Linked DNA regions of Homo sapiens: region 2 is linked to region 1. A link is an interaction called in ENCODE POLR2A ChIA-PET data of the cell type or tissue named here. Cell type or tissue: PC-3. All regions are shown on one strand. Each heading gives the region's core, and the rest is flanking DNA. Links, peaks and the distances in the headings are about the cores only.

Region 1 (15,458 bases), core at 7,977-10,476:
CTTCCAGGACTGATAGAAAGGAGCAAAGGGGGCTAGTGGGACAATGGACACCTGACCGTCAGCCCCAGGCCTGGTTCCAGCTACTGTTCTGTGGGGAAAGGGGCCCCGGAGCAGCTCTGAGAAGGGGCTATGTGATCTGAGAAAGTCCCTTATGCTCTGTGGGTCCTTGGGTCCTTCACCTGCAAAATCCCGCCCAGGTAGCATCTCTAAACATATACCAACCCCACTTCTAGGTACACACCGAGAGGACACAGGACATGTGTCTGCCTAGACAGGCACAGGAGGGCTACAAGTGGCATGCTTTGTAATAAACCTCAAACTGGGAGCTGCCCAGATGCCGATCCAGAGGAAAATGGATAAACAGTGGCATATTCACAAAAGGGACTACGTACAGCAGTAAACACCAACCATTAAATAAACTCCAACACAAACTCCAACCATTAAATAACACTGATGAATTTCTTTTCTTTTCTTTTTTTGAGATGGAGTCTGGCTCTGTCACCCAGGCTGGAGTGCAGTAGCACAATCTCGGCTCATTGCAACCTCCACCTCCTGAGTAGCTGGGATTACAGGCATGCACCACCACAACCAGCTAATTTTTGTATTTTCAGTAGAGATGGGGTTTCACCATGTTGGCCAGGCTGGTCTCGAACTCCTGACCTCAGGTGATCCACCCACCTCGGCCTCCCAAAATGCTGGGATTACAGGTGCCAGTCACCGTGCCTGGCCAATCCCGATAAATTTCAAAACATAATGATGGCTAGGCACAGTGGCTCACACCTGTAATCTCAGCACTTTGGGAAGCTGAGGCAGACAGATGGCTTAAACCCAGGAGGAGTTCAAGACCAGTCTCGGCAACATGGCGAAACCCGGTCTCTACTAAAGATACAAAAATTAGCCGGGGGTGGTACTGCGTGCTTGTACTCCCAGCTACTCAGGAGGCTGAGGTGGGAGGATCGCTTGAGCCTGGGGAGGTCAAGGCTACAGTGAGCCAAGGTCACACCACTGCACTCCAGCCTGGGCGACAGAGTGAGACCCTGCCTCTAAATGAATGAATAAATAAATAAATAAATAAAATGTTAACCAAGAAGCCAGACACAGGAAAGTACATATTATGTAATTCCATTTGAATAAAGTTCAAAATCTGGCCAAACTAATCCATGCTGTCAGGATAGCTGCTCTTGGGACAGGGAGACTGGAAGGAATGCAAGGGGACCTCTGGGGTTGGTTTTCAGACTGTCTGAGCCCAATCATGAAGTGGGTCCACTCTGTGACAATTCACTGAGCTGTACCATTGCGATCGGCACACTTTTTGGTGTATAGTGCACACTTGAACAACTCGGGTCTGAACTGCGCAGGTCCAGTTACACATGGATTTTTTCTTTTTCTTTTCTTTTTTTTTTTTTTTTGAGAAAGGGTCTCACTCTGTTGCCCAGGCAGGAGTGCAGTGACGTGATCATAGCTCACAGCAGCCTCAAACCCCTGGGTTCAGCCAATCCTCCTGCCTCAGCCTCCTAAGTAGCGATTACCACAGGCATGCGCCACCACACGTGGCTGGATGTTTTTCAGTAAGTTACACTGAGTGTGCCTGCCTTTTCTGCCTTCCTTTCCACCTCCTCCGCCTCCACCTCTGCCACCTCTGTGACGGCAAGACCAACTCTTCCTCTTCCTCCTCAGCCTACTCAATGTGAAGGATGAAGACCTTCATAATGATCCCCTTCGACTTAAAGAATAGTAGATATATTTCCTCTTCCTTATGATTTTCTTTCTTTTTTTTTTTGAGACAGCAAGACTCTGTCGCCCAGGCTGGAACGCAGTGGTGGGGTGACTCACGGCTTACTGCAACTACCTCCGCCTCCCAGGTTCAAGTGATTCTCATGCCTTGACCACCTGAGTAGCTGGGATCATAGGCGTGCGCCAACACAGCAGACCAATTTTTGTATTTTTAGTAGATACAGGGTTTCACCATATTGGCCATGCTGGTCTTGAACTCCTGGCCTCAAGTGATCCGCCTGCCCCAGCCTCCCAATGTGCTGAGATTACAGGTGTGAGCCACTGCACCCGGCCATATGATTTTCTTATTTTATTTTCACTAGCTTACTTTATTGTAAGAATACAGTATATAATATATATAACAAACAAAATGAGTGTCAATCAACTTTATCTACAAGGCTTTCTGACAACAATAGGCTATTAGTAGTTAAGTTTTTGAGGAGTCAAAAGTTAATATATGATTTTTTGACTGCAGGGAGGAGGTTGATGCCCTCAACCCCTGTGTTGTTCAAGGGTCAACCGTATATTTACTTCAATAAAGTTGACTCCCCAAAAAAGCTACCCTAGCCAACCCCATTCCCTGAGAGCAGCAACCCACCCGTCTGCACACACATACTTTGTAATCCCAGCCCAGAGCCCCCTTGGACCTGTCTCAGGAAGCAGAGGGGCTGGAACTACTGTTTCCTTTCTACGGGTGAGGAAACTGAGGGTGAGAAAGGGCCAGTGGCATCTTCGTGGTCACAGTGTGTTAGAAGAGAAACTCCTCCATGAGCCTCTTTGCTGGGCTCTTTGATACAGTGGATGAGGTCTGGGGGCTAGGCTGACAGTCACAAATATTGCTACCTACCCCAGTGGAAGGAGACATTTTATTTTATTATTATTGTTATTATTGCGACGGAGTCTTGCTCTGTTGCCCAGGCTGGAGTGCAGTGGCGCGGGAGAAGACATTTTAGTGCAAAGTGCTGGGGGTGTGAAGTAGGCACGGACTGCAGAGCTCAGACAGGCTCCCTGGAGGAGGGAGCTCTGGGGCTGAGCCCTGAAGATTGCAGGGCTTACACAGGCAGAGGGCGGGCCAGGGAAGGCACCCCAGGTTGATGCAGCAGTCTGAGCAAAGGTGTCAGGCAGGGGACTGGCATAGTATGAGAAACTGGCCCAGGTGGAAGCCGATGGTGAGGGAAGCGGGAAGGCAGACCCTGCCCATCTGGGGCTCTAGGACCCCACACACTTCCAGAGTCCACCTTGAGCACCGCTGCTCAGGGGACACTGTAGGGGATGGTTTCAAGTGGGCCTGGCATAAACTCTGCCAGGCAGCAGGGGGACTTCCACTGCCAATGTGAGGAACCAGGGTTTGACTCCAAGGGCGATGGGGCCTCAGCAGGGGGGCATGTGATCATGGAGAGCAGAAGGAGCTGGGGAGGAGACGGCCAGGGAGAACCAACACTTCCAGGCCGCACACCTGGCTCTATAGTCAGGCCTGGGCTTAATACCTGGCTCTGTTGACTGTGCGACTTGGGGTGAGTGACTCAACCCTTCTAAGTCTTGCTTACCCTGAAGGGGAGGACAGGTATCTCCTGCAAGCTGGCTGAGGAGGGGCTGGAATGAAACCCTGAACTTGGAAATGTCTGGTGCGCCCCTGCCCCATCCCCTGGATGAAAGAGCTTCCGTTCCTCCCAGAATACAGGGCCCTTTCTATCCCCAGAGGCCAGGCCATCAATCCTGCTGTTTAGGCAGGGACACTGAGGCCCAAGGAGGATGAGCCTGAAACCTGCCTCCATCCACATGACTCAGTCACCACTAAGTACAGGAACCATCCCTTGCCCCTGCCTCCTGTGGACTGTAAGCTGTGAGGGTGGGGGTGGCGGGGACCCCTTGCCCCTGCCTCCTGTGGACTGTAAGCTGTGGGGGTGGGGGTGGCGGGGACCCCTTACCCCTGCCTCCTGTGGACTGTAAGCTGTGGGGGTGGGGGTGGCGGGGACCCCTTGCCCCTGCCTCCTGTGGACTGTAAGCTGTGAGGGTGGGGGTGGCGGGGACCCCTTGCCCCTGCCTCCTGTGGACTGTAAGCTGTGAGGGTGGGGGTGGTGAGGACCCCTTGCCCCTGCCTCCTGTGGACTGTAAGCTGTGGGGGTGGGGGTGGCGGGGAGGGAAGGAGGATTGTGAGCTCTTCTAACCCTCTTACCCCCATTTCACAGAAGCGGAAACTGAGGCTCAACTGGTTGAACAATTTGCCTGAAGTCACATAGCTAGTTAGGGGTGACAGAGCTTGAATTAGGGTCCCACTAGGGCTGGCTGGGCCCCCAACCTTTAGGTCCTTCTGAATAGGGGCCCTGCTAGCATTCCACATCCCCATGCCTCCCCCTTCCTCCCCAAACTCCCTGCCACCACAGGGGGGCGCGGAGGCTGCTGCGCTGTTAGTCACCCTTCCAGCTGTCAGTTTGCAAACACTCCCTTCCTGGCCTACAGCTACTGCCACCGCCGCCTCCCCACTGCCTTGATTATAATAATAAAAATAATAACAGGCCCTGTTTTCTGAGCACTTATTCTGTGCCAGGCCCTGTCCTTGGCACGTTATGGCTCATCACATCCTCTAACAACTCTGAGACAGAGAAGCTATTATTATCCCCATTTTGCAGATGAGAACCCCAAGTGAGGCCCACAGGGGCAAGGCGGGGGTCCCTAGGGCCACACCTTGAGTGAGCATTCTGTCCCCCTCAGGTGTCAAACTCCTGAGCTGCTGAGCCAGCCCTCCCCATAGCCCCGTGCCTCCCTGCCGGACAGGCCCCAGGAGTTGCCATGGGGACCACACTAGCCTAGGGGCAAGGGAGAGGAGGGAGGAGGGAGGAGGCAGAAGCAGCTATGAGGGGCACAGGGGCGGTGCTCAGGGAAGGGTAAGCCTAGGAGCGGTCGGGGTGGGCTGCCTCAAGGAGCTGGGCTCTGAAGGCCTCAGAGGGTCTGGAAACAGGGAAGAGGGCTAAACTCATCACCTTTACTCTGCTGGCTGTGACTCTAGAACCCAGCTTCCCCATCTGTGCAATGGACTGGTGATACTCCTTGGCTCTGGGGGCTGCTGTGAGGACTGGAGTTGAGCTCTCAGCACCAGAACAGTGCCTGCCTTGCCACAGACATCTTGCAAGTGGGAGCTGCTAACTCTCTTGGACGGCTCCTCCCTGGTGGGGTCATGAGACCCCTGAATGAATGAATAAATGAACAAACAAAAGGGGGAATCCAGCCTGGCTACATCACACTGAGGTCCCATAACCAATGGGACTATAGTTAACCCCAAAGGGACTATAGTTAACCCCAAAGCGATAGCAGCTGTCACCCCACCCCCACAGAGCTAGGGGACAAGGGGCTTGGGATGTGGCAGGACCAGTGCTTCACGCTGACTTCCTGCCCCAAACCCGGCTCCCAGTAGCCCTTGTGCTGGGGTCCCGGGAACAGGCTGGCATTGTGCCCAAGCACTGACGTCAGTGGCCGCAGACAAGATGGCTCAGTGGCTTCCCAGCTAGTGCCTAGGCCGGGGTCCCCTCCTTAAAACATCTCCAGAAGGTGAGACCCTCCCACTGCAGGTCAGAGGCTGACAGCCAGAGTGGCTGGGAGGAGCTACTGCAAACTTAGGCCTCTACAACCCAGCGGGGGTCAGGCACAGAGAGGGGGTCCTTCCTGGGGTTATTTAAACTTAAGAGTCGGGCTACTCTATGGAACAGTGCAGGAACATCGTCCTGGGTGTCAGATGCTCTGAGTCCTGTACCCAGCTCTGCCATCAACTTGCTGTGTGACCTTGGGAAAGTCACTTGACCTTTCTGGGACTTGTTGGCTTCTGGTACCTTAGCCAGACCTGTTTCCCATCTGCTGTTGCCAGGACACCTGTGCCCTGTCTCCCTCCCCGCCTTGCCATTCCCTTCACACTCTCTCCTCCTCCTTTACCGAGGGACTTCCACTCAACCTTGGGGGTGCAGCTGAGCAACTGCTTCTGGAGTACCCATGCCTTAAAAAAACACAGCAGGACAGTCCCTGCAGTGCTGTCTGTAGTAGCAGGAGATGATGGGGAGACAGCCTTTATGTCCATCAGTTGGGGGCTGGGTGGATAAATTACAAGATGTCCCTGAAAGGGGACAGCATAGCTCTAGCTGTGATGGGGCCAGGGGAGATCTCTAGATGCCGATACTGAACACTCCCCATGATAGAGTATGGAAAATGGCAAAACACCAGCTCAAGTCATTGAAGAAAAAGTTGCCAGGGGAGCAGAACAGACACAGCTTCCAAGTCCCATCCCACAGGCTAATTGGAAACAGGAAGGAGCACCTGCACTACAGGGAGACGTGCGGACAACCCCGGAACCAAGTGATCCAGTGAAGCATCACCAGCAAGGTGACGCATGGACACTAAGTGCCTCCTGGAGGAGGACTCTGCATTGCCCGGGGGGGCGTTCCTGCCAGAGCTGTTCCACCTGACTCCAACCAGGGAGAAGCAATCAGACAAATCCAGAACAACTGGCCCGGACTCTTCATGTCAATGTCATAAAAGAGCAAAACAAAAAAAGGGCTGGAGAATGTTCTAGATTGAACAGGACACTAGAGAAACATGACAAGATTCAATAAATGATCTTGAATTGAATTCTATATCAAGGGGTGGTCGGGGGGACAGCTATAAAAATCACTTGGGGAGAGGGGAAATGGACATAGTAGATAATATGGAATTAATGTCAATTTTCTTAAGTGTGATCATGACATTGTGATTATATAAGAGATACACGCTAAAGTTCTTAGGGTGAAAGATGCAATGCCTACAACTAACACTCAAATCAGCAAAAAATACATACACACATATGTCTATGTAGATAAAAGAAGAGATAGAGTAAATGTGGCAAAATGTTAAGAACTGGCAAATCTGCATGAAGGATATATGAATATTCATTATACTATTACTTCAACTTTTTGGTAGGTTTCAAATACTCAAAATAAAAGGCTGTGAAAAAAAAAGCCAGGTGCAGGTTCTCTATGGAATACTACAAGTTGTGTTTTTAAAGAGGTATTAATGCAACACCTCCCTAAACTCAAATATGCCTCGATTATCTTTGGAAAGACAGAGGAAACTGGTAACAGAGGTTGCCTCTAGGATGAGAAGGGAAAGTGAGATCAAGTTCAAGAGAAACTTACTTTTTACTGTTCATTTGCTATTTTGTCCTTTTGGGCTTTTAAAAAAATTATTATTATTTTTTTAAAGCCACATGCATCTATTACCTTCCCCCTTAAAACTGGAAATAAGAAACTTTTTGTAAATCACCTCTCTCTGGAGAATTCCTTGGGTCCCCAGCTGTGTTGGCTGCCGAGGCCTCCAAGGCCTCTCACACATCCCCGTGCTCCAGTGAGAACCTCACTGGTTGTGGCCTGTGGTTTAGGGTGGACTGGGAGCTCTGCAGGGGGAAAGTGAGGGTCTGACTCACGTCTGCATGGGCTGGGCCCAAAGCGGCTGCTCAGTAAATGAGTGCTGAATGAATGAATGAATGAACGAATGAAAAAAAGGGGACGCCAGGCTGGCTGTACCACACCGAGGTCTCATAACCAATAGGACTATAGTTAACCCCAAAGGGACAGCAGCTGTCACCCCATTCCCGCAGGGCTAGGGGACAAGGGGCTTGGGATGTGGCAGGACCAGTGCTTCACTCTGACTTCCTGCCCTAAACCCGGCTCCCAGCAGCCCTTGTGCTGGGGTCCCGGGAACAGGCTGGCATTGTGCCCAAGCGCTGAGGTCAGTGGCTGCAGCCTCAGGCAGCCTTTCTTGTGAGCCCAGGCTGACAAGGAGTGGGGAGAAAGAACTGGGAGCCCAGAAACTCCCAGGCTGCCCTTTTCCTACCCTGGAAGCAGCTGTAGACCCCCAAGGCCAGGCACGTGCTGAGGGCCAGGGGAGGTCAAGGGGCTCCCTTGCCCTTCCCCCTTGCCAAAACTCTGCTGCCTAATGGGGCGTGGGAGCCTTCAGTAACTGTTTACGCCCAGCTAAAAATACCCACTGAAAAGGGAAGTGCACAAAAGACCTGGGGGAACTCAGGGCCCTGGCCCCCGGAGATTCTGGTGCTGCCACAGGACCTAGCTGGATGCTCTGGGGGATGGGGACAGCCACTGGAGGCAAAACAGGCAACAGCAAGGTCCACCTTGCCTTCTCATTCTTTGAGCCAGTGTTTTAGAAGCCTTCCTGTGTGCCCAGAGCCATGCTTGGTAGGCCAGGATATCCGGGTGGAGAAGGAAAGGACTCAAGAGGTCCTGCCTTTGGGGACCCAAGGTCACCACTCACACACCTCTCCTCTGTGCACAAGCCAGGGCTGGATGCTGGGAACCACCACAAAATGCAGACCCGGCTCCTGTCCTCCTGGTTACTGGATGGTCAGCCATGGCCTGGTATGTTCAGTGCCTCAATAGATTGTGAGACAGGGGCCACCCGGGAAGGCTTCCAGGAAGATGGGTGAGGGGAGCAGGAGCTAGAAGGATTTTAGGGGAAAGTGACTGAGAGAGGGGCGCCTTGAAGTAAACCAGGATTAAGACTGCAAACTGTGGTACAGAGCGAGTTAATGAAGACTGAAGAAGGTTCAGGATGGGGGCCCAGGGAACCTCCGAGCAGGGCCTACAGGTCATAGTACAGATACAGGCAGAATTAAGTTTCAGATTTGGGCCCGCCCCTCCAAAGGGCAGTGCACCTGAGGAGGGCGGGGCACCCACCAGCAGTTGGGCAAGTTTGGCAGCAATAAAATCAGCTCCACCTCTGGTTCTGCAGAGGACACCAGGCTGAGGCACTGTGACATTCCCCACCACACATCAGGCAAGGAAGGGTGCCCGAGGGCTTCCACTGACCCCCGCAGCCTGCGCTGGTGGTCCCTCAGCACCCCCACTGCACAGGTGTCTCAGGGTGAGCAGCAGCAGAATTGGGCGCCAGGGTCTTGGAGATGCCTACACCTCCCGGGGCGGTTACGAAGGAACAGAAGAATGCCTGCTCTGGCTCCAGGGCACGCTGCCCTACCCCCATCCCGGGGCTCCCGTCAGCACCCTGACCTAAGGAGAAGGGCGGATTTAATGGATAAATACCAAATTATAGCAACACACTGGCTTTTTTTCCCCTGCCCCCAATGGTTCAGTGGGACCGGAAATCCCGTCTAGTGGTTTGGGAGAGGTGGGGGCTGGGGTTAGAGCAGGCTAATGGGGAGCCTACTCCCCAGGCACCGCTGCGGCTTGAGGCTGCCATTCCTGGCCCAGAAAGGTTTCTAATTACCGCTCAGGAGCCTAATTACCTATGTGCGCTGGGCAATGGGGACTCTGGGCCTCCCCAGGGCCCTAACCCAGGCCTCTGCTCCCCCACCCCCTTAGCACAGGATGTGGTCTTTGCATCTTCATTTGCCTGCATTTGCATATAGCCTCTCAGCACTAGCCTTCAATGGACCCTTCAAAGTCATGTTCTTGTCCCTCACCCGGAAGTCTCCTGGCCACATTCTAGGTGGGGAGACTGACGGCTGGAGGCCCATAAGCTGTCTAAAACTTCGGCCCCCAGATTTCTGGTCTCCCCACTTCAGAACCAGGATCTGCAGAACACACAGCTCAGAAGGTAAAGCTGTGGGGATCAACACAAAGGACAGACTTGCTACTACTTAAGGGAGATGGGGGTGTTACCAGTACACTCCTCCAGCAGGATGGGCTGCAGAATGAGAACACGGGAATTACAGCTGACTGACCCAACCGGGTTTGGGGCACTGCATTAGTTACTTAATCCTTCAAACACCCCATAGGGCAAGGACTGGTGATCTCTGACAGAGGAGGAACTAGCTGTGTGGGTACTTGAGCTCAGAGTTGTCTGAACCTTGGTTAGGGGACCTTTCTTCCCACCTTTCCTTGTGCAGGACAGACGACACCCTGAAAATGGACAGGTGGGGGGCACCGAGGGGAGGTCTGCCCAGAGCTTGGCTGTTCTGCTCTGGGAAGCAGAGGTACTTCTGTGCCCACTTCTTGCTTGTCTGCATACCCCAGCCTCTCAGAGAGGCCAAGAGCCTGTCGAGGGACACACAGAAAAGAGCCAGCAGCCCTAGAGAGGGCAGAAGCTTCAAACAAGGACCTCTCCTCCTACCACGCTTCTTCTTCAAACACTTCTCAACTTTCACAGGACCTTCCCCTCCAGGAGGCCCTCCAGGCTGCCCCAGCCCACGCAGAGCCCCAGCTTCAGAGCTCCTACCAGCTCTGCCAGGAAGTGAGAACCACAGGCCTCCCCTCACTGACTCCTCGTCTCCTCTACCCGCCAGCAGAGGCGCTCTCAGGGTTTGCTCTTCATCCTTCCCTCCTGTCTCCCTGCAGCACGGACAGCACAAGCTGCAGATAGATAGATGCGCGAGTCTGCATGAGGACCAGGTGTCAGGCTGGGCTGAGAAGCAGCAGCCAGGGTCCAAGGGGGGCAGATGATGCCCAGGTTTTCGCCTGCCCACGAGGCTTACAACCATGCCATGATCAGGACAGCCAGGGGGGCACCAAGCAGCCTCTCTTCTACTTGTTCCTTCGACTCTGGGCCCAGACCACAGAAGGAGGGGTGGAGGGAAGCTGCGGTTGGAGGGTGTGTGCACAGCTAGTGTGTGATGAGAAGCTGACTTCATCTTAGCACCTCAAAACCAGGAAGAGAAACTGAGCAGGCAGAAAGGGCAGGCTGGGCTGCACAGGGCCCTCCAGTCCCTGGGGGCCTGCTGAGGGGAGCTCTCAAATAGTCGCTTGACAAACCACTTCTCCTTTCTGGGCCTCAGTTTCCCCATGGGAAAAATGGGATTTTTTTTCTAATGGGTCCTGCCAGTCTGCCCTGAGTGGTGCCGTCTACACTTAATGGGCCACATCATGGCAGATAAAAGAGCACCCCCCCAACTGGTGGAGTACTTCTGATCCCGAGGAGCAGGGGCTCAGCCACCCAAAGCCAGCCTCTCCCTGCTCACTTCTCCCCTCAGCCATGCAGGGAGCACCAGCTCTTCCTTCACCAGCTCTTTATTTTTAGGTCTGAATTTGACTTTAATCATTACTTAGCGGATTCTATTTCCAGCCCTTGGATGAAGGGACCCAGAGGAGAGGGGGAAGGGAGGCAGTGCTCCCTGCCGGGCGTTGGGGGTGGCCTGCTCCTCCACCCATCCTGTCCCCAACCAAGGGCGGGGGAAACTGAGAAACACCCAAAGGGCTCTCATCTGAGCCAGGCCAGGCCAGCATCTTGGGGCGGACCCCACCCTGTGACCTCATCCCATCCCAAGCTGTGGGACAGGAGGGCAGTTGTCATGCCCACTTCCCTTACACTAAGACCAGGGAGGAGGAGATACTCCACAGGCCAAAGTTTGGCAGCTGGAGTCTGAAGTCGTGTGCCCAAGGGACCTCTGCACTGAATGGGCCACCTGGGGGAGGACCCCTTCCTTAGGTTAGTCCTGGGCCACCCTAGGGTCATCTGGGGCTACAGTCTCTTAGGCCCAGGGTTGCCAGGAGGAGACTGGTGTCCTGCTACTGCCCACGGGGTGGCTGTAGGAGGGCACTCCCAGTTACCCTGGTCTCCACAAAAGTAGAACAAGAGGAAGCAGGTGTGTCACAGTGATACACACTCAGGTTAGACCTGGGGAACACCTGCTGAGGAGGGGGAGGCTAACATGAGTTTCCCGATGTGTCCAACTCCCTCCTGGGAAGCTCTGGGAGGCTCCAGAATCCCCCTACCCTTAATCTCCCAGCTTCTTTCCCTTCCTTGGCTACTGGAACAGGGTGCGAAGATGAGGCTGGCATGGCTGTTCTTGGGCTGGGGCTCAGGATGCCTGGGTTCCTTGTCTAAGTCTCAGGCTAAGCAGGCCTCTATTTCCTCTGGGAAAATGCCAAGCTGGGCTGACCTAGCCAGAGCTGGGAGGCAGGAGGCAGCCAGGCTCTTACAGAAGAGGCGCAGTGGCTCACGCCTATAATCCCAGCACTTCAGGAGGCCGAGGTGGGTGGATCACCTGAGGTCAGGAGTTTGAGACCAGCCTGACCAACACGGAGAAACCCCATCGCTACTAAAAATACAAAATTAGCCAGGCGTGATGGCACATGCCTCTAATCCCAACTTGGAAGGCTGAGGCAGGAGAATCGCTTAAACCGGGAGCCGGAGGTTGTGGTGAGCCAAGATCGCGCCATTGCACTCCAGACTGGGCAACAAGAGCAAAACTCCATCTCACACACACACACACACACACACACACACAAAAAAAAAAAAGAGAGAGAGAGAGAGAGAAGAGGCCTTGTCTATTTAGCTCTGATGCTGGGAGACCGGAAGGGGAATGGGTGGAGTCAGGTCCCGGACCCTAACCAGCAGCCCATCTTCCCAGGGCCAGCCCCATGTCCTAGGCCAGCCAATCATATGGTAATGGGGAGAAGGGAAGGCAGGCAAGGGCACTGGCCATAGTATTCTAGAACCTCAGGGCCAGGGGGTTTCACAGGGGCTCCTCAGGCGGAGACCACCTCTTTGCCAGGTGAGTGGTCAGTCAACATTGGCCCGTGGCTCAGGCACCTTCCCCACAGGTTGAGGCAGCCAGCAGTGGGCACTCCTTCAACAATGCCAATCCTACTCACAGAGGGAGTGAAGAAAGGGCTGTGCCAGGCACTTTAGAGTCCCTTGGTTAGTTAGTTGACACTGTCCTTACACCTTCCTCTGAAGTAGGTGTTACCATCCTGTTATTTATATCAACGAGGCTCAGCAGGTCAGTGACCTGTCTAAGGTCCCTCTACCCTGGGCCTAAGTGGCATGTCTGGGCCTGGAACCCACATTCAGTTGGGTGCCAAGTTGCTTGTGCCCTCCAACACCCTGGCTGCTTTTGGGACTCATAGTAACGACAACCACAACAGCAACAGAGGGGAAAAATGCACACGCTCCAGTGTATGGGTGATGGCGCTGCAGCAGGCCAGCCTAGAATGTTCTGTAGCTTTTTAGAAGCAACGTTACTTAGACCGCGTAGCACCATGAGAAAATGCCCACAGACGCAGTATTAAATGAAAAAAGGTGTCACGGCACACACACTCCAGTGACAACGACAATGAAGGAAAAGGATGGGGAAAAGACTGGCAGTGAACTCCAAAATGCTAACACAGTCACTGCCTGCTGAAGAAATAGTGGGTGATTTTTGTTTCATTTTCTAAATTTCCTGTAGCGCTGTTTTGTTATTTTCTAAATCAAGAAAATGAGTACATTCATGGTTTCCCTATAATGAGCTCAGATTCACTTCCCTGGGACCCACCTGCTCCCTAGCTCTGGCCCACGTGTCTGGGACAATTTCTGCCATGGGATGCCTTTCTCATTTGGGACAGTCCCTCAGACATATGAGAATCTGTCCCTACTTTCTCTTTCCCAGACTCAGTCAACATCCCTGGCTCTTTGAAGATGACCTGTCAAGGTTTTAAAATCCTTCAAAAGATGGAGCCCAGAACCGCACCCAGGTGGGTCTGCCCCCTTTGGGGGGCAGCCATGTCACACTGTGGATCCTGGGTCTCAACCCCTACCTATACTTGTTTGGAGGAAGCTGCATTCTGTCCCCGAAATTTCCAACCCTTGCCGAGGGCCACTCTGTGTGGCTCAGCCTTTTGGGGTCTGGCCCCCCTGCGGTGGTGAATGGGAACATTTTCTGCTTTTTCCTTGCCCCTGACCCAATGCAGAGAGAAGAGCAGCTGCTTCTGAGAGGGTGGAGGGCACCAAGCTCACCAATGAAAAGCACATCCCTGCACACGTGCCAGCCAGAAGCCAGACTCCTTTCTTCAAAGGCCCTGGGACCCTGGATCACACCTTCACAGCTCACAGTTGGTAAAAAAATAAAATAAAATAAAATAAAAATTAAAAAGGCTGACTGGGGTGGGAGGGAGCTAACCATGTCAGGCTCCAGCCCCAGTCCCTCAGGCTGGAAAGGAAGTTAGGGCTGGGTGTGGGGCCATGTGAGGGGAGTCTCACAGGCCCAGGACATCTGGGTCCCCTCCACTGTGCATGTCAGGACAGCCAGAAAAAAAAGTGAAAAAACAAAAAAACCCTAAATCGTGAGCAGGGACCCAGCAGGACAAAACTGCCAGCAGCTCCAAGGGAGCCCAGACACTGCTCAGCACCCACCAGGGCAATGCCTGCTCTCCTGGGCCAGAGGATCCTGCCAGGCCTCAACCTCACCCCTGCTGTCCTTGCCCTGTTCCTGCTGTGGCCACAACCAAGAAAGACACTGGAACCGCCAGGGTACTAGGAGCTTGAAACAGGCCCCCTGGGTGTCCCCACTCTCACAATGCTCCCATGTCCCCAGTCTGTAGCCTGCTGCCAGTGGAGACAGAGCTTCCACGGTTCCCATGTGACCCCATTTATATCCTGAACTTGGCTGCTCCTGTGCCAGCTGGGCCATAGGTGTGGCGAGTGCTGGGTCAGGACTGACCACCAGGTTGTTTCAACTCAGAGCCGGGGCCAGGACCGGACCTTCCTGCCACACCACACAGATGGCCATACACCACACATTCCCCACATCTCCTGCTAGCTGACCCAGCCACAGCTGGAGCCGGAAGCCCTTTCACTCCCTCCAGCCCTCTGCAGGGAAGCACGTGCTCAACCAACAAGGTCCCTCTGGGGCCGGGCTGGGGGCCTGTGTCCCCAGTGGGTGAAGGTGCCTGCCTGGTTTCCTTCCACCCACAGCCATCCAGCCCTGTATAGCTGGGGATGAAAGGACAGCCAGCCTAACTCCACTAGAGGCCTGGGGTAGCAACTTCTCCCTTTGAGCCTCGGTTCCCGGGTGTACAAAATGGGCGGGGAAGTGAACTGGTAGTTAAGCTCCAAAAAATCTGCTGGCTGGACACACCCCTTCCTGACACCTGGTCTGGGCCACAAAGAGCCTAGGAGAATGGGCTGCCCAGGGTGCCAGAAGGTGGGGGCATGGTGCTAATGCTCCGTTACCTCCCCCCGGGCAGAAGGCCTGCCCAGTTTCCCACCCAAAGATCCCTTGGCTTAGGCCTGGTCTTCTGAGAGGCCAAGGGTGACAGGCTCAGTCCTAGGACCTGGGCTTCTAACTGCTCACCCGAGGTGGCTGGGCCCTGGGCTTGCTTGCAGCCCGCAGGGTCATGGTGGGGTAATGAGGGAGGGGTCAGAACCAAGCAAGCCAGGGCACCTGCGGGGAGGCCCTGTACAGGGAAGGGCAGGGGAGTCCAGCACTCTCTCTAGGGACCTGGCCCATACGGATCCTCTTCCTCCAGACTCCAGCCACCTCCTACTCTGAGCTCCACAGAGGGGGGGACTCGGGATGACCCGAGAAGACGAGTCCGTGGAGCTGCAGGGCAGTACCTCCCTCATGCACTCCCTTCCAATTTGGGTTCTGACAGTGGCTCCTGGGAGAATTCGAACCCGTGCAAGGGAGTAAAGGAGAGAAGGGAGAAGTGGGAGAAGAGGGGAATGGGAGTGGACGCGACAGTGGCAGCAACAGAGACTAGACGCGCGACCTCCACCCTCTTCCCTCCAGGGGACACTCCGGGACGGCCAGGCACTCACCTCTCTTGGGGCACTGCGGTCCGGGCCACCTCGCCGCGGGCGGCATCAGCGGCCTGCGGGACGGTCCATGCGGTCAGGGGGGAGGGGAGGGGCGCAGGGGTCCCCAGGGGGTGCGGTACAAAGAGGTATGGGTGCAAGGAGAGGGGAGGAGGGACCGCCAGGCAGAGGCAGGGGGA
Region 2 (15,458 bases), core at 7,645-10,144, 140 kb after region 1:
CTTTTGATTGGCTAGTGTTTGCTTTTTAAAAAAAAAATATATATATATATATATTGCTGTTTTTATTTCTTAATTCAGCAGAGTTTTGTGTACTTACGCTGAACTGGGCATAGTGTTGGGTGACAGGTATGAATGACATCATTCCTGCCCTCTGTTGGCTTATAAACTCCTTGGGAAGTTAGAGCAAGAACACAGATTAACTACAGAACAAAGTAGGTAATGTAGCATAAGTGCTAGGTCAGTGGTAACGCACACTGTTGTAAGTGGTCAGATGGGAGTGATTTTTTTAGCAAGGGTAGTCAAAGATAGTGTGTTTGGGCCGAGTCTGTAATAGCAAAAATGAGAAATAACTTAAAAGTTAATCAGTAGGTATGATCCATGTGCTGTATATCAATATGGTATGATCTATGATTTATGTGGCCATAAAAAGTAAGATACAGTATTTGAAGAATTTTTTCATGAAACTCGAGGATGCTCCTAAGCGAGAAAGCAGGATACAAAACTTTATAAGATGGATGCAAATTTTTTACTAAAAGAAAATCAAAATATTATGTGAATATTTAGAATTTTCTGCATATTTGGTATGAACATCTGTTAACAAACATTATTTTTAAAAAGGAATACTCCTTTCCTATTACCTTTGAATTATTTATTTGACCATTGTGCTGTACTGAATTGTTTTTCATTTTTGCATTGTGTGTACATTTTTTCTTTTTCTTTTTCTTTTTCTTTTTTTTTTTTTGAGACAGAGTCTCGCCCTGTCGCCCAGGCTGGAGTGCAGTGGCGCGATCTTGGCTCACTGCAAGCTCCACCTCCCGGGTTCAAGCGATTCTCGTGCCTCAGCCTCCTGAGTAGCTGGGATTACAGGTGTATTCCACCACGCCCAGTGCTGGTCTCGAACTTCTGACCTCAGGTAATCTGCCCACCTCGGCCTCCCAAAGTATTGGGATTACAGGTGTGAGTCACCACCCCTGGCCGTGTGTACATTTTCTAGACATTATCCTCTGTGTTCTTTTCACTTTGCCTAGACCATGACTGTGCGCCAATAAAACTTTATTTACAGAAACAGGCAGTGGGTTGGATTTGGCCCATGAGCTATAGTTTGCAGAGTTTTGATGTAGAGTATATACTTAGGGTGAAGTTAATTCATAATAGTTAATGTGGATTCATGTTTGGAATGACCTTCTTGATACTTTATAATTTGGGAGACCATCTTCATAGATTTAATTAATTTTTGACAACCTCATTCTAGCTAAAGAAGGCCTGTAAGAGGAATAGGGAAAGTGTTCTGCCATTTTCTTGTTTACTTATGATTACATTAGTATTATCGTTATTTAACATATAGTTTCTTTACAAGTATCTTTTTAAGCCACATACTCATTTTCGTATGCTTTAGTTAAAAATTGGCATGGTTGTATAGTGTGAATGCACTTAATGCCACTGAACTGTACACTTAAAAATGGTTAAAATGGTAAATTTTATGTAATGTATATTTTACTGCAATTTTAAAAAATTGATGTATAACCACTTGCATGGATAGACTTCTTGTTATGGAATGTCACATTTTCCTCAGATATCTCAAATATGGGCAGCAATTGGCTGGCATGGAACTTCATAAGGGTCCTGGTTTTCATCAATACATTAAAATTCATAAAGTTTAATTTCTACTGTTTTTAGTTAAAATAAAAATAAATAGAATATTCCGTATCTTCTTCCTACATCCTGGTGAATCGTTCTGTCCACCCCTGGGGAAACACATACCCACTGAAGAGTGACCACTGGGCAAGAGACCTATTTCTAATAGGATGTTTTGATTTAATATTGAGGCAGTACGTTGATAATCCTTATTCTTTTGTTCTTCCCTTGTCTGTGTATATTGCTAATGGTGTTATCCTGACCTTGTATTTTCATACCCATTCTGTCTTCCTGATCCAGCTCTGCTTTTTCACCCACATATGTAAAATATATGTATATATTTTCATATATATAAATATCATTATATATGCATATATTTTCATATACACACACACACACACACATATATATATATATATATATTTTTGGAGACGGAGTCTCACTCTGTCCCCAAGGCTGGAGTGCAGTGGCGCAATCTTGATCTCAGCTCACTGCAACCTCCACCTCCTGGGTTCCAGCGATTCTCCTACCTCAGCCTCCCAAGTAGCTGGGATTACAGGTGCACACCACCATGCCTGGCTAGTTTTTGTATTTTTAGTAGAGACGGGGTTTTGCCATGTTGGTCAGGCTGGTCATATACATATATATATTGCTCAGGCCGGAGTGCAAGTGGTGTGGACTGTGGCTCACTGCAGCCATGACCTCCTGGGCTCAAGTGATCCTCCCATCTCAGCCTCCTGAGTAGTCTCATCCATATTTCTTTCTCTTTATTTTATTTTATTTTTTTTTCTTTTGAGACAGAGTCTCGCTCTGTCACCAGGCTGGAGTGCAGTGGCGTGATCTCGGCTCACTGCAATCTCTGCCTCCTGGGTTCAAGCGATTCTCCTGCTTCAGCTTTCCAAGTAGCTGGGACTACATGTGCGCGCCACCATGCCCAGCTAATTTTTGTATTTTTAGTAGAGACGGGGTTTCACCATGTTGGCCAGGATGGTCTCGATCTCCTGACCTCATGATCCGCCCACCTCAGCCTCCCAAAGTGCTGGGATTACAGGCATGAGCCACCGCTCCCAGCCCTCTTTTATTTTATTTTTTAGCCAGGATGTGTTCTCATGTGGTTTTTTATTTTTTTATAAAGACAGGGGTCCCACTATGTTGCCCAAGCTGGTCTCAAACTCCTGGGCTCAAGTGATCTGCCCACCTTGGCCTCCCAAAGTGCTGAGATTTGGGCATGAGCCACTGTACCCAGCCCATCTCATCCATATTTCTATGGCACTTTATATAAACTTCTTTCTAACTCTAATCACATCATATTTTCATTATTTGCCTATATATATATATATATATATATATTTCTATTTTTTATTTATTTATTTTTTTGAGTCGAAGTTTTGCTCTTGTTGCCCAGGCTGGAGTGGAATGGCACAATCTTGGCTCACTGTAACCTCCGTTTCCTGGGTTCAAGCAATTCTTTCCCCAGCCTCCCGTGTAGCTGGGATTACAGGCATGCGCCACCACACCTGGCTAATTTTTTGTATTTAGTAGAGATGGCATTTCACCATGTTGATCAGGCTGGTCTTGAACTCCTGACCTCAGGTGATACACCCACCTCGGCCTCCCAAAGTGCTGGGATTACAGGCCTGAGCCACTGTGCCCAACATATTTCTTCTCTCTCCTTGTTGAGCAGCATGTCTTGGTTGTATTTTATCATCCTAGCACCTAGCTATGGCATAAGTGTGCTCTCACAGAGTGCTTCATCAAATTATTGGAACTAGAACTTAACCCAAACTGTGGCTAGCTTCATAGTGGTTCATCATCTAGCTGGCTGTGGTGTCTCAACCACTCTGCCTTACCTTCATAATTTTGGTCAGCCTTAGTGTTTTGTTTTTGTTTTGTTTTTTAGGGACAGAGTCTCACTCTGTCACCCAGGCTGGAGTGCAGTGGTGCATCTCAGCTCACTGCAACCTCCGCCTCCTGGGTTCAAGCAATTCTCCTGCCTCAGCCTCCTGAGTAGCTGGGACTACAGGCGCATGCCACCATGCCTGGCTAATTTTTTGTATTTTTAGTAGAGACAAGGTTTCACCGTGTTAGCCAGGATGGTCTCGATCTCCTGACCTCATGATCTGCCTGCCTCGGCCTCCCAAAGTGCTGGGATTACAGGCATGAGCCCCCGCGCCTGGCCTTGGTTTTTTTTTTTTTTTTTTTTTTTTTTTTTTCAGAGACGTAAATTGCATCTTCACTGCCATCACCACTTTTTCCACACCAGTACAAGGCATTAGGAATACTTGGGCATAAATTGTATTTGCATAGTGTATACCTTTCAGAATAATTATTGTAATTGATCTTGCTGATATTAATTTGTTAATGCTAGAAACTCTACTGGAGATAACCACAGTGAGCATTCTATATACAGGAAGTTAAGACCCTGAGAAGTTAGATGATGGTATAAGATTATATAATATTTTGGTGAGAGAACTAGATCCTAGCTCTCCAAACTCTTGGTCCTTTGGGTTGAAGGAGGTTGCAATGAGAAGAGTTAGGGCAGCATAGTTGGTTTAGTATATGTGAGGGGCTTTGCTTGGGATCATTCTAACCGTGACTTGAGTGTTTTCAGTAATTGAAGAGCCCAGTCTTTCAGAAGGAAGTACATTCCATTTATTTAGACTGTGATAGAGGTTCAGTCTGGCATACCAGTCACCTGATTCACGTTTTCAGGGTAGTCAGATGGAGACCAGAGCTTGATTCTCTGGGGGTGGGTGGTTTGGAGAATTCTGTGAGACCTTCTGCCTTGGCTGCTAGAGTAGTTGTTGACTGATGTGTAGTAGCCAAATAAGGTGTCAGAGACAGGGTGTGGCTGGCTACTCTGTTGTGGATGTGCATTAGTGTGGCCTCTACAGGATCAGTTCAGTATGGACCCTGTCATTATTTGGTGTTTCAGAAACTGCTTACCCACAAGAGATAAAATTCTGAGAAAAGAGATCACGTTAACCGAAAGGTCTAAAGAAAGGTTTGTAAGTCAGAATAGCAATTTGTAGTGGTAGGTGTATACCTGGCTCAGAATGTAGAATTTTTTGAGCAAACCAGGGATTCCCTGCTGCTGGGATCTAGCCTAAGACCAAATTAAAAATCAGAAGATTGCTTGCTGGGTAAGCATAGATTTAAGGACTAGCTGAATAGTATTTTCCTACAAGCTTCAGGCTATAAGACCAGGCCTTCTTTTACTCTGGGGGTATTTCTCTCTTAAACAACTGCCAGACACTCAGACTCAAACTGAAGCAGGATATTTCCCTTCCCTGACCTATTCACAGGACTCATGACAGGGGTGCCCCGTTTACTCCACGCACTGCTCTCAACTCCTTGCAGAAGGGAGTGTGCGAGAGAACAAGGCAGGAACTGGAGTGCACAAGCACTGGAACCTGGCTGTCTGTTTCAGTGCCAGTGGGATCAAACTCCACTCACTCAGACCCACTGTGTTCTACCCATTGTGGGAGGGAGTGCACATGTGAGCCGGTGCAGGAGCCAGAATGAGCGCTTCTGGGCACCAGCAGGAGCGAACTCTGTGCAGGCCATATGGCAGCATCTAGGTGGGGTGTCTACAACTCCTGAAGCCCCAGAGGATGTGTTATGGTGCTCTTTTAGCTCTGCCATCCACAGATGGCTTAAGTGTTAACAGCTCAGTGGGCCTGCAGCTGCCCTCTGCCAGTGAGGGCAAAGGATCAGTGTGACAGTCTTTTGTATCTGCACTCATGGCTTCTGAGCTTTTGTCCAGTGTCCAGGAAAAATGAGGTCACATGAATGAATTAAAGGATGGTAAATGTGGGTGATTTTATTTTTATTTATGTGGGAAGGGGAGCTGAAAAGGGGACAGTCAGTGGTGGGTAGGTAATTTTCCCCTTAAGTCTGGCTGTCTCCAGCCAAATTCTTCTCCATAGTTACACAGTCAAGCTATCCCTCTGAAGTCAAGCCACTTCTCTCTGACATCCAGCCATAGTCTCCAACATCCAGCTGTTTCTCATCTCTGCTGACTGAGTCTGGGGTCTTTATAGGCACAGGATAGGGTGGGGGCAGAGCCATGGGTGGTTTAAGAAAAGACAACATTCTAGTGGGAAAACAGGGATATAAGTTCTCACTTTGGGCCACAGTCTCAGCCTTTTCAGCTTCAAAGGTGGGGCTTCGCCAGGGACCCGCCTCTAGAATTTCTCTGCCTCCTGCCTCTGTCATTATGTCAAAACCACCATGCTATATTCTTACTCTTCCTCTTGTTTGCTAATAGTAAGTTGTCAGAAAAACTTTTGTCATTACCAGTTTCCTTATGAAGGGGATAACTGGTTAAGATTTCCAGGAGTACTGCTTATTTCATATTCATTAACAAGTTACTTGGGTAATATTTGTTGTTGTTTGTGTGTGTGTGTGTGTGTGTGTGTGTGTGTGTGTTTTGAGACAGATTCTTGCTCTTTGCCCAGGCTGGGGTGCAGTGTCGTGATCATCACTCACTGCAGCCTTGAACTCCTAGGCACAAGCGATCCTCCTGCCTCAGCCTCCCAATGTGGGATTATAGGCGTGAGCCACTGTGCCCAGATTGGGTGATGTTTGAAACCTATTATTGCACATGAGATTTGTTGTTTGTGCTACTTAATATGAGTTTGCAATAGTTACCTTTACCATTTTCACATTGGTTCCTGTAACACTCTCCACAAAAGACTAATGTATTTTCCACGTTCACTGAGCGCTTTCTGTGGATACACTGACTTTAGTCCCTATTTTTTCTCCAGGGTCATCTAGTAGCAGGCACCCAAATCAGGCAACTCCCAAGAAAAGTGGTTTAAAGAATGGCCAGATGAAGAATAAAGATGACGAGTGCTTCGGGGATGATATTGAGGAGATCCCAGACACAGATTTTGATTTTGAAGGGAACCTGGCTCTTTTTGACAAGGCAGCTGTGTTTGAGGAGATTGATACCTATGAAAGGAGAAGTGGTACCCGTTCCCGGGGCATCCCAAATGAAAGGCCCACTCGGTACCGCCATGATGAGAACATCTTGGAGTCCGAGCCCATTGTCTATCGACGGATCATAGTGCCCCACAACGTGAGCAAGGAGTTCTGCACGGGTGAGTTGCATCAGGTCCCACATCCTGCTGGTTGCTGTTGCCTTTCTATTATGCTTGAAACAGAAAGACCTGGCTTCTGAGTCAGAATCTCACACTAGGAATTAATTTAAGTGGCTTGGTGGCTGGCCCGGTATTATTGTCTCTTGGGGATTGCAGCCAATAACAGCATTCTGCCATGGTGGAGGGGTAATTTCTGTAGATGTCTGTGTATATCCTGTATCTGGTAGGATATGGCCTGCCACTTATTTAGTATGCTGTGAGTAACAACTAAAGGCAAAGGGCCTGCTATGTAGATTCAAATATTCAGATCTATTTTCACTTTGGCTTCTCTATTACTGCCCATACATTTCACCAGACTTCAACTCTGTTTTACTAATTATTTGTTGTTGCAAAAAAACAGTTGAAGATGGATGATTGGAATCATTGGCTAAAAATAGAGTTTTAATAAATTACATTTCTTTACTATGCTGTTCTTATCTCCTGTTAGCCCAGGACATTGAAAGTTGGCTAATTTCATGTAACAGTGTAGTGCCTTATGTAGGTCATTGTAGATGATAATCTAGTTCTATTACCTCAGTGATTATTGTTTCTTTTTTTAGCATTAGAACCTTTTCTTCAAACCTATGGCATATAAAACAGATTAAAGCAGTGTGAGAGAGGTAATTCATCACATCCGTGTCCCATCCCTTCCCCTCAAACCACATTACTAACTGGGCCTCTTGGAATATGGTTTGAAAACCATTGTTATTGAATGATCCTAAGAGCTAAAGGGGAAGTCATAATCATTTTAGTAAGTAGAGAAGGAATTGAGTATAATATTTTTATTTTGGTTTGAAGTTTGGAATATAAGGAATATAAATCTTGAATGCTGGTAGCTGCTATAAGGAGAACTGTGGACGCAGCTAATTGCATTTGGAGGAAAGCCAGACATGGCTTTTTTTTTATAGATAATAGTAGGACTCTGTTGTATTTGGTTTCGCTGAGTATAGTAGCTTGCATGTGCTTTCCATGTGAAAAAAAAAAATAGGCCAACTGTCAGGCTAAGAAAGACTGCTAAAAAAAAAACAAGCTGCTGAACTGTGTCAGTCTTTTGCTGGCAGATTCTGGTAGGCATGCCTGTTTATTAAGGTGGTTTCCTTAAGTGGCAGTGACAGTGACACTGTAACTTGCCGAAGTCCTTCGATTTTTAACACCTGTGTAAAGGCAAACAGCCTAGCTCAGAATCGGGTTTAATTTAAATTGCTAGGTTTTAAGCCTTTCAAAGGCAGTTATCATCTGTTAAGTCTGGTACTCCTCCAGATCAGCCAACTATCTACCTCTGACTGCTTCCTTTTTTACTGCCCTCTTTGTAAAAGAAGCTGCTCCTGCTGCTAGCTCTCTATATCTGTAGTCCAAGTGCTGCTGCTGAGGCTGTTGGTTTATGCAGCGTGTGATTTCCCTGGAACTATTTACACTGCAGGATTTTTTTTTTTTTTTTTTGAGACGAAGTCTCACTCTGTTGCCCAAGCTGGAGTGCAATGGCGCAATCTCTGCTCACTGCCAACCTCCACCTCCTGGGTTCAAGCGATTCTCCTGCCTCAGCCTCCTGAGTAGCTGGGACTACAGGTACACACCACCATGCCTGGCTAATTTTTTTGTATTTTTAGTAGAGATGGGGTTTCACTATGTTGGCCAGGCTGGTCTTGAACTCCTGACCTCGTGATCCACCTGCTTTGGCCTCCCAAAGCGCTGGGATTACAGGTGTGAGCCACCGCGCCCAGCCCTACACTGCAGGATTTTTTTAACTTGGGAAGATTATGATCTGCCCTGGAGTCAAGTGGCTAAGAGTGAGAATAACAGTGAGAATCAGGGAGAATTCTCAGAACTAACAGAGCATGAGAAAATATTTACTAACATGGACAAAAGCAGAGGTAGAAATTTTTTTCTGCTACACACTCTGGCTCCCCAACTTGATCTTCACACTTCTTTTGTTTTTAATGACTGAAGTGAAAAGTTCTGTCATATAAAATTATTTTCCTATCAATAAACATACCACAAACCACATGTGCTGGTCCTTAGCCAGAAACTTGGGTGTGGCGTCTTGTGGTATGTAGTGACCAGTTGCACTCCACTGGTTCATGACAATGAGGGGGAAAGAAGCCCAGCAGCTTCATGCCATCTGGTTTTTCTCTTTGTTCTTAACAGTGACAAGGAGTGGAAAGGAAGCCCTTTTGCCAAGCAGCGTCTGTGCTGGAAATAGAGCAAGCAGGCAGTTATCTTACTGAGCAACTTCTTCTACAGGGGGGTTTTCTCTGTGTTCGAGTTCCAAGGCACAATCCTCAAGCAGGTTTTCACTGAGGGGCAGTCAGTGCAGAGCTGGGGACACTTTCTCCATTGGATCTGCTATCCAAATGTTTGGATCAAAAAAGGCAAACTAGAATATATAGGGAAACAGTCTAAAAGCATAAAATGTTAGTGTTAGGTTAGTTGATCACCTAGTATGATTTTTTCATTTTACAGATGAGGACATGAGGCCCAGAGAGGTAAAGGTTTTTTTTTTTTTTTTGGAGACAGAGTCTTGTTTTGTCATCCAGGCTGCAGTGCAGTGGCGTGATCTCAGCTCTCAGCGCACCGCAACCTCTACCTCCCAGGTTCAAGCGATTCTCCTGCCTCAGCCTCCTGAGTAGCTGGGATTACAGGCACCTGCCACCATGCCTGGCTAATTTTTGTATGTTTAGTAGAGACGAGGTTTCACCGTGTTGGCCAGGCTGGTCTCAAACTCCTGGCCTCAAGTGATCTGCCTGCCTTGGCCTCCCAAAGTGCTGGGATTACAGGCGTCAGCCACCACGCCCAGCTGGTAAAGGGTTTTCCATTGGCCAGGTGCAGTGACTCATGCCTGTAATCCCAGCACTTCGGGAGGCCAAGGTGGGAGGATTGCTTGAACTCAGGAGTTCAAGACCAGCCTGGGCAACAAAGTGAGACCCTGTCTCTACAAACAATAGAAAACATTAGCTGGGCACGGTGGCATGTGCCTGTAGTCCCAGCTACTCAGGAGGCTGAAGTAGGAGCGTCTGAGCCCATGAGGTTGCGGCTGCAATGAGCCAAAGTCATGCCACTGTACTCCAGCCTGGGTGACAGAGTCAGACCCTGTCTCAAAAAAAAAACACAAAAACCTTACCCATCACATCTCCTTTTCTCTTCTAAATGTGAATAAAAATGAGGAAAAGGCCAGGCGCAGTGGCTCATGCCTGTAATCCCAGCACTTTGGGGGGCTGAGGCGTGTGGATCACGAGGTCAGGAGATGGAGACCATCCTGGCTAACACGGTGAAACCCCGTCTCTACTAAAAATACAAAAAAATGAGCCGGGCATGGTGGTGGGCGCCTGTAGTCCCAGCTACTTGGGAGGCTGAGGCGGGAGAATGGCGTGAACCTGGGAGGCGGAGCTTGCAGTGAGCGGAGATCGCAGCACTGCACTCCAGCCTGGGTGACAGAGCGAGACTCTGTCTCAAAAAAAAAAAAAAGGAAAAATATAAGAAGAGAAGGGCAGTTTAATGGCAAATAGACTACAGATGATCCTCCAACTTACAATGGTTAGACTTATCATTTTTTGATTCTAGGATGATGTGAAAGCAATAGTCAGTAGAAACTGTAGTTGAAATTATTAATTTAGATCTTTTCCTGAGCTAGCGATATGCAGGTATGATATTCTCTAATGCTGGGCAGCAGCAGGAGTCAAAGCAGTCAGCCGTGCAGTCATGAGAGTAAACAACCAGTATTCTACAGTGTACTGTTTTGCCAGATGATTTTGCCCAACTGTAGGCTAGTGTAAGTGTTCTGAGCAGGTTTAAGGTAGGCTAGGCTGAACTATGATGTTTGTTTGGTAGGTTAGGTGTATTAAATGCATTTTCAACTTAGATATTTTCAATTTATGATGGGTTTATTGGGATAACACTCATTGTAAGTTGAGGGACATCTCTGTAGTCTTTTCTTTAGTACTGCAGTCTCTCAGGAATGGACCAGCAGTTTACAGAAGTAACTTGGAGAGCTCCCGCAGTCTGGCCTTGTGGCATTCATGTCCTAGAATACCAAGTACTTTTGTACTAATCCCCATGGTAGCAAAAGAACAACATATTTATTACCCATTTGGTGATGGCTTGGGATTTAGGATTCTGACAGCTTGCTGCTGGTGCCCTATATATTGACTTCATGCTAAGTGGTGTCAACCAACAGTACATAAGCTATTATTCACTAATTGCTCATACTCCTCTTGGCAGTACTCTTTGCCAGCTGTGTGTGTTGTGATGGGGAACAGTGTTGTTTTAGGTCTATTGATTGGGAAAACACATTCAGGAAGCAACTAAATTTAGCTCTTTGTTTAACCCCAATTTTTTCTCTCTGGAAATTCCTTTCAGGTTCTTTGGCAGGGCTTCTGTCTCCCGCAGTCACGGATCATCAGACATTTCTCTAGCTTGGGCCTGCCCTGCTAAATAATGGTGTCCAGTGATCACACTCTGGATTGGCCAGGGTCTTTCTGGATCCAGACTTGTAATTTGAAATTCTTTGAAGACTGATTCTACGTGCATGTGTTAAGTTTAAATATAAAACACTAGATGTGTGTGAGCACTCTGTGTTCAGTGGTGAGAACTCCCCAAAGAATACTGCTTAGTAAAGTGGTAAGGCTTCAGAGAAGAATCTTTATTCAACACTCATAAGATTCTTTTTTTAATTTTTTTTTAAATTTTATTATTATTTTTTGAGACAGAGTCTTACTCTGGCACCCAGGCTGGAGTGCAGTAGTGCAGTATCAGCTCACTGCAACCTCCACCTACTGAGTTCAAGTGATTCTCCTGCCTTAGCCTCCCATGTAGCTGGGATTACAGGCACACACCACCACACCTGGCAAATTTTTGTATTTTTAGTAGAGATGGGGTTTCACCATATTGGCCAGGCTGGTCTCGAATTCCTGATCTCAGGTGATCTGCCCACCTTGTCCTTCCAAAGTGCTGGGATTACAGGCATGAGCCACCGCGCCTGGCCTAACACTCATGGTATTCTAAAGGAAATACTTTAAGACAGTTTGGGTCAGTCAAAACACTGTGTTTATTATGTTTATTATGTGTAACTGACTCTAAGATAGTCCTTGCCTTTAAGTTATGAAAATGTAATAGGAGATGGAAAGATTCCATATATGCCCAGAGTCCAGTGAAAGTGTGGACATTAAGTGCACTAGGTGTTGAGAGGCAGGAGAGGTCCTGTAGGCTGCATCAAGGAAGGCTTCATGATGGAAGCCTTGAAACATGGGCAGGATTTCACCAGGCAGAGAGAAAGAGGAAGATATTCATGGGTAGGCTAGGCAGGTGCAGGTGAATAGTATGAGTAAAGGGCTGTGTGGGAGACTGGTCATTAGCTGGCTTGGCCAGGGCAGAGAGTTTGTGCTGGGGAGTAGAAGGAACTAAAATATAGCTTTGGACCAGAGCATAGAGGGCCTTGTGTGCCAGTGCTATCCTTGTCCTGTAGTCATAGGGAACAACTGAAGGCTTTTGGATAGGAAAATGACATGATCCAAATCTCTTTTAGGAAGACTGGTCTTGTGGTAGGATTCCAGGTGGAACGAGAGGGGAGAGAAGAGACCAGAGCAGGACCAGTCATGCTCATGATGTAGTTTACATACTAGGGATTTAGACCATTGAATGGAAAGGAACACAAAGATATGAGGGAAGCAACAGAGGGCAATTTGATAGGCTATGATGATTGAAAACAGGGTTGAGTGAACAGGAGGATTTGGAGGTATTGAACCTGTGAGGCAGGAAGAATGGCAGCAAGTCAAGTTATCATGAGATTGCACGAATTTATAGTGGGCCAAGCCTACATGGTTTTGTGACCCCCCCCCCCTTTTTTTCCCTCCTGCAATGCTTTGTGCCTGAGCCCAGAGAAAGCAAAGGCAAGAGTTGCTACAATGAGGGATAGGGAGATGTGGGAGTTATTGGTTATTAAGAGCTTTAATGAGGAGTTAAAAGTTATATAGCCAAAGAGAGGCTACTAAGCTGGTTTCCTTATCTATAAAGTGGGCTAATACTGTGGATTAAATGAGATTATGTGGAAAAGTAGCTAGCACAATACCCAATCTGTAATTATTATTCAGTAAATATTTGACTTCAAATGTGAATTTGCAAAGGCCACCTCAGTAAGATTATTTCAAAGCATCAGCATTTATAGAATACCTACTATGTGCCAGACACTGTTTTAAATACTCTGGGTAAGTCATAGTTCATCACCTTAGGGGCCTCTGAGTATAACTGAACCAAATATGTAAATATACTAATAACAGAAGTGTAGTTGGCTGCAGTGGCTCACACCTGTAATCCCACCACTTTGGGAGGCTGAGGCAGGAGGCTGGCTCGCTTGAGCCTGGCCTAAGCAACATAATGAGACCCCATCTCTACAAAAAAATAAAAATAAAAAATTAGCCAGGGTGCTAACACGGTGAAACCCCGTCTCTACTAAAAATAACAAAAAAAAAATTAGCCGGGCGTGGTGGCAGGTGCCTGTAGTCCCAGCTACTTGGGAGGCTGAGGCAGGAGAATGGCGTGAACCTGGGAGGCGGAGCTTGCAGTGAGCTGAGATTGTGCCACTGCACTCCAGCCTGGGCGACAGAGTGAGACTCTGTCTCAAAAAAAAAAAAAAAAAAAAAATTAGCCAGGGTGTGATGGTATGTGCCTGTGGTCCCAGCTACTCGGGAGGCACAGGTTGGGGGATTGCTTGAGGCCAGGAATTCAAGACCAGCCTGGGCAACATAGCAAGATCCTATCTCAACGTTTAAAAAAAATGACTAGAATTCTTCCTTCCCTCTGTTGTAATAAATTCTCTATTCATGAGCCTTTCCTTCTGGGTAGACTTCTTTAACCTCCACCATTTGTTTTCTACTGTGCAGCCCTCTTCTGTCCTCAAGTATGTAAAAGCCCAGATGGGAGGCAGTAGGGTGCTCTTGGTGCAGGCATCTCTGCAGCTTTGCCTGAAGGATGATCCACTTCCACACTGTGCGCTGAGATTTAGGGAACAGGAAGTGTGTGAGGATGACCCGAACTAGAGTTCCTATTTATTTCCTTAAAAAGGATCCAGTTAAGCTTGAGTGAGGTGCTCTGGTCTGAGCTCCAGCACCTTTTACCAATACTCATTTCTTTTGGAAAAGGCAGTTCTGGTTTCTGCTAGGAAGGGAGGCAGCTGGTGAAGCCACAAATGATTTGTTCCTGTGGCTTTGTGACTCTACTCTTCTCACGCTGGCCGGCTAAGTCTTTGAGCCTTGGTGGGGATGTATCTAGCTCTTAGGACAAGTTTGGCTTTCAGAAAATTCCAGGCTAGCAGTTGTCTCTTTCACAGCTGGCATTCCATTCCTGCCTCTGAGCCGTAGCTGCCTTCCTCTGCTTCTTGTCACCAAGAGTCCCTCTAGAAGTAATCTAAGGCTTTCAAGACCAGCAGTGTTTTTATCTCCTCAAAAATAGGTAGTCAAGAAATCTGTTTTGATTTTTTTGCATGTGTGTTCAAAAGGAATTCAGGAAGAAATAAATCTTGGAGTTTAGAAGTGCCACTGAAGAATTTTACCTGGAGGTAGTGAGGTCTCCTTTGGCAGCTGTTGTACTCTTGCAGATAATTCTTCCCATTGAGAGAATCAAGTGTCTACCACCATGGAGCTGGTCAGCATCTCATTGCCTTCTCACCCATAGACCCAACCCATGCAGGGTCCTGCCTTGTCTCCCCATAACCCCCTCCCCAACTTCATTCCCCAACGGTATGTGTATGGATTAGATCAGGTGCCACAAGGATGTTATTCTGGGAGACATCAGGAAATAAATTCTGGGTGGTGTTCTGGACAGAACACCTGCACTGGATAAACCTGTGCTCCTCTGCGAAGTGTCACAACTTTTCACTGAACACAGCTAATGAGCCTAGTTTCTAAATTTGTGTCTCCAGCAGGCAGACTTCCCTGCCAGTGACTTGGTTGAGTTGGGGAACCTCAGGCTCTAGCAGATCCTTCAGTGCCAGGTGTGGAAGAATGTATCAGTCCCTTTCTTTACCTTGGAATCCTTCAGAGTTCCTGGGCCTGGATAATCGGGTGGATGGTTGTCATAGGCCTGAAGGGCTTGGTTATGATCATTGGTGATCTCATGAGGTTTTAGAGCAGTACTGTTAAGATAGGTGTCTTGGCTGGACTCCTACCCCAGTAATGAACCATTGTGCTTCTTACATGTTTTCCAAGAGTTTAAGCTCAAACCAAGGGCTAGAGGATCTGGAGCCTAGTGCATTAAAGCCTGACACCTGAGTTTTTATGAAACTGCCCATTGGTCATTCCAGAAATGCACTGGTCCCTGCTAATGTGACTGCTTTGCTAATATGTGCCCTCTTGCCATTCCAGAGCCACAAGTGCCTAGACAGAGTGAGAAAGGAGTTTGATTTCTATGTATATACCATTCTCTTGAAATTTAGCAATCAGGCTGAGGCAGATGGATCACTTGAGGTCAGGAGTTTGAGACCAGCCTGACCAACATGTTGAAACCCTGTCTCTACTAAAAATATAAAAATTAGCTATCCGTGGTGGCACATGCCTGTAGTTCCAGCTACTTAGGAGGCTGAGGCAGGAGAATCACTTGAACCCAGGAGGTGGAGTTTGCAGTAAGCCGAGATCGCACCACTGCACTCCAGCCTGGGCGACAGAACGAGACTCCTTTCTTAAAAAAAAAAAA

The links. ChIA-PET counts read pairs that join two places held together with the same protein. Peaks named below come from ENCODE experiments on the same cell type or tissue, not always from the same donor. Only the 100,000 strongest peaks of a DNase experiment are listed, where the experiment ranks them.
Region 2: POLR2A ChIA-PET joins it to region 1 with 11 read pairs; 8 of 35 experiments call an interaction of 5 or more read pairs at or near these places.

What each region holds. Positions count from the first base shown.
Region 1 is chr15:74,782,545-74,798,002 of GRCh38, reverse strand. CSK (C-terminal Src kinase) reads right to left here. Exons shown (of 13, transcript NM_004383.3): 1 at 15,283-15,458. MIR4513 (microRNA 4513) reads left to right here and starts at 9,246; the gene lies at 9,246-9,331. RefSeq lists enhancers at 7,986-8,035, 8,546-8,625, 8,656-8,965, 10,026-10,135, 10,146-10,195 and 11 more and silencers at 10,026-10,203, 15,454-15,458. In PC-3, for the core only: a CTCF peak has its summit at 10,060; no DNase peak of the experiment used is centred there.
Region 2 is chr15:74,647,015-74,662,472 of GRCh38, reverse strand. EDC3 (enhancer of mRNA decapping 3) reads left to right here. Exons shown (of 7, transcript NM_025083.5): 4 at 6,405-6,740. Among named protein-coding and RNA genes, the nearest start is that of CLK3, 39 kb to the right of the region's middle. In PC-3, for the core only: no CTCF peak of the experiment used is centred there; a DNase peak (open chromatin) is centred at 8,852; H3K27ac peaks cover 1,541 bases.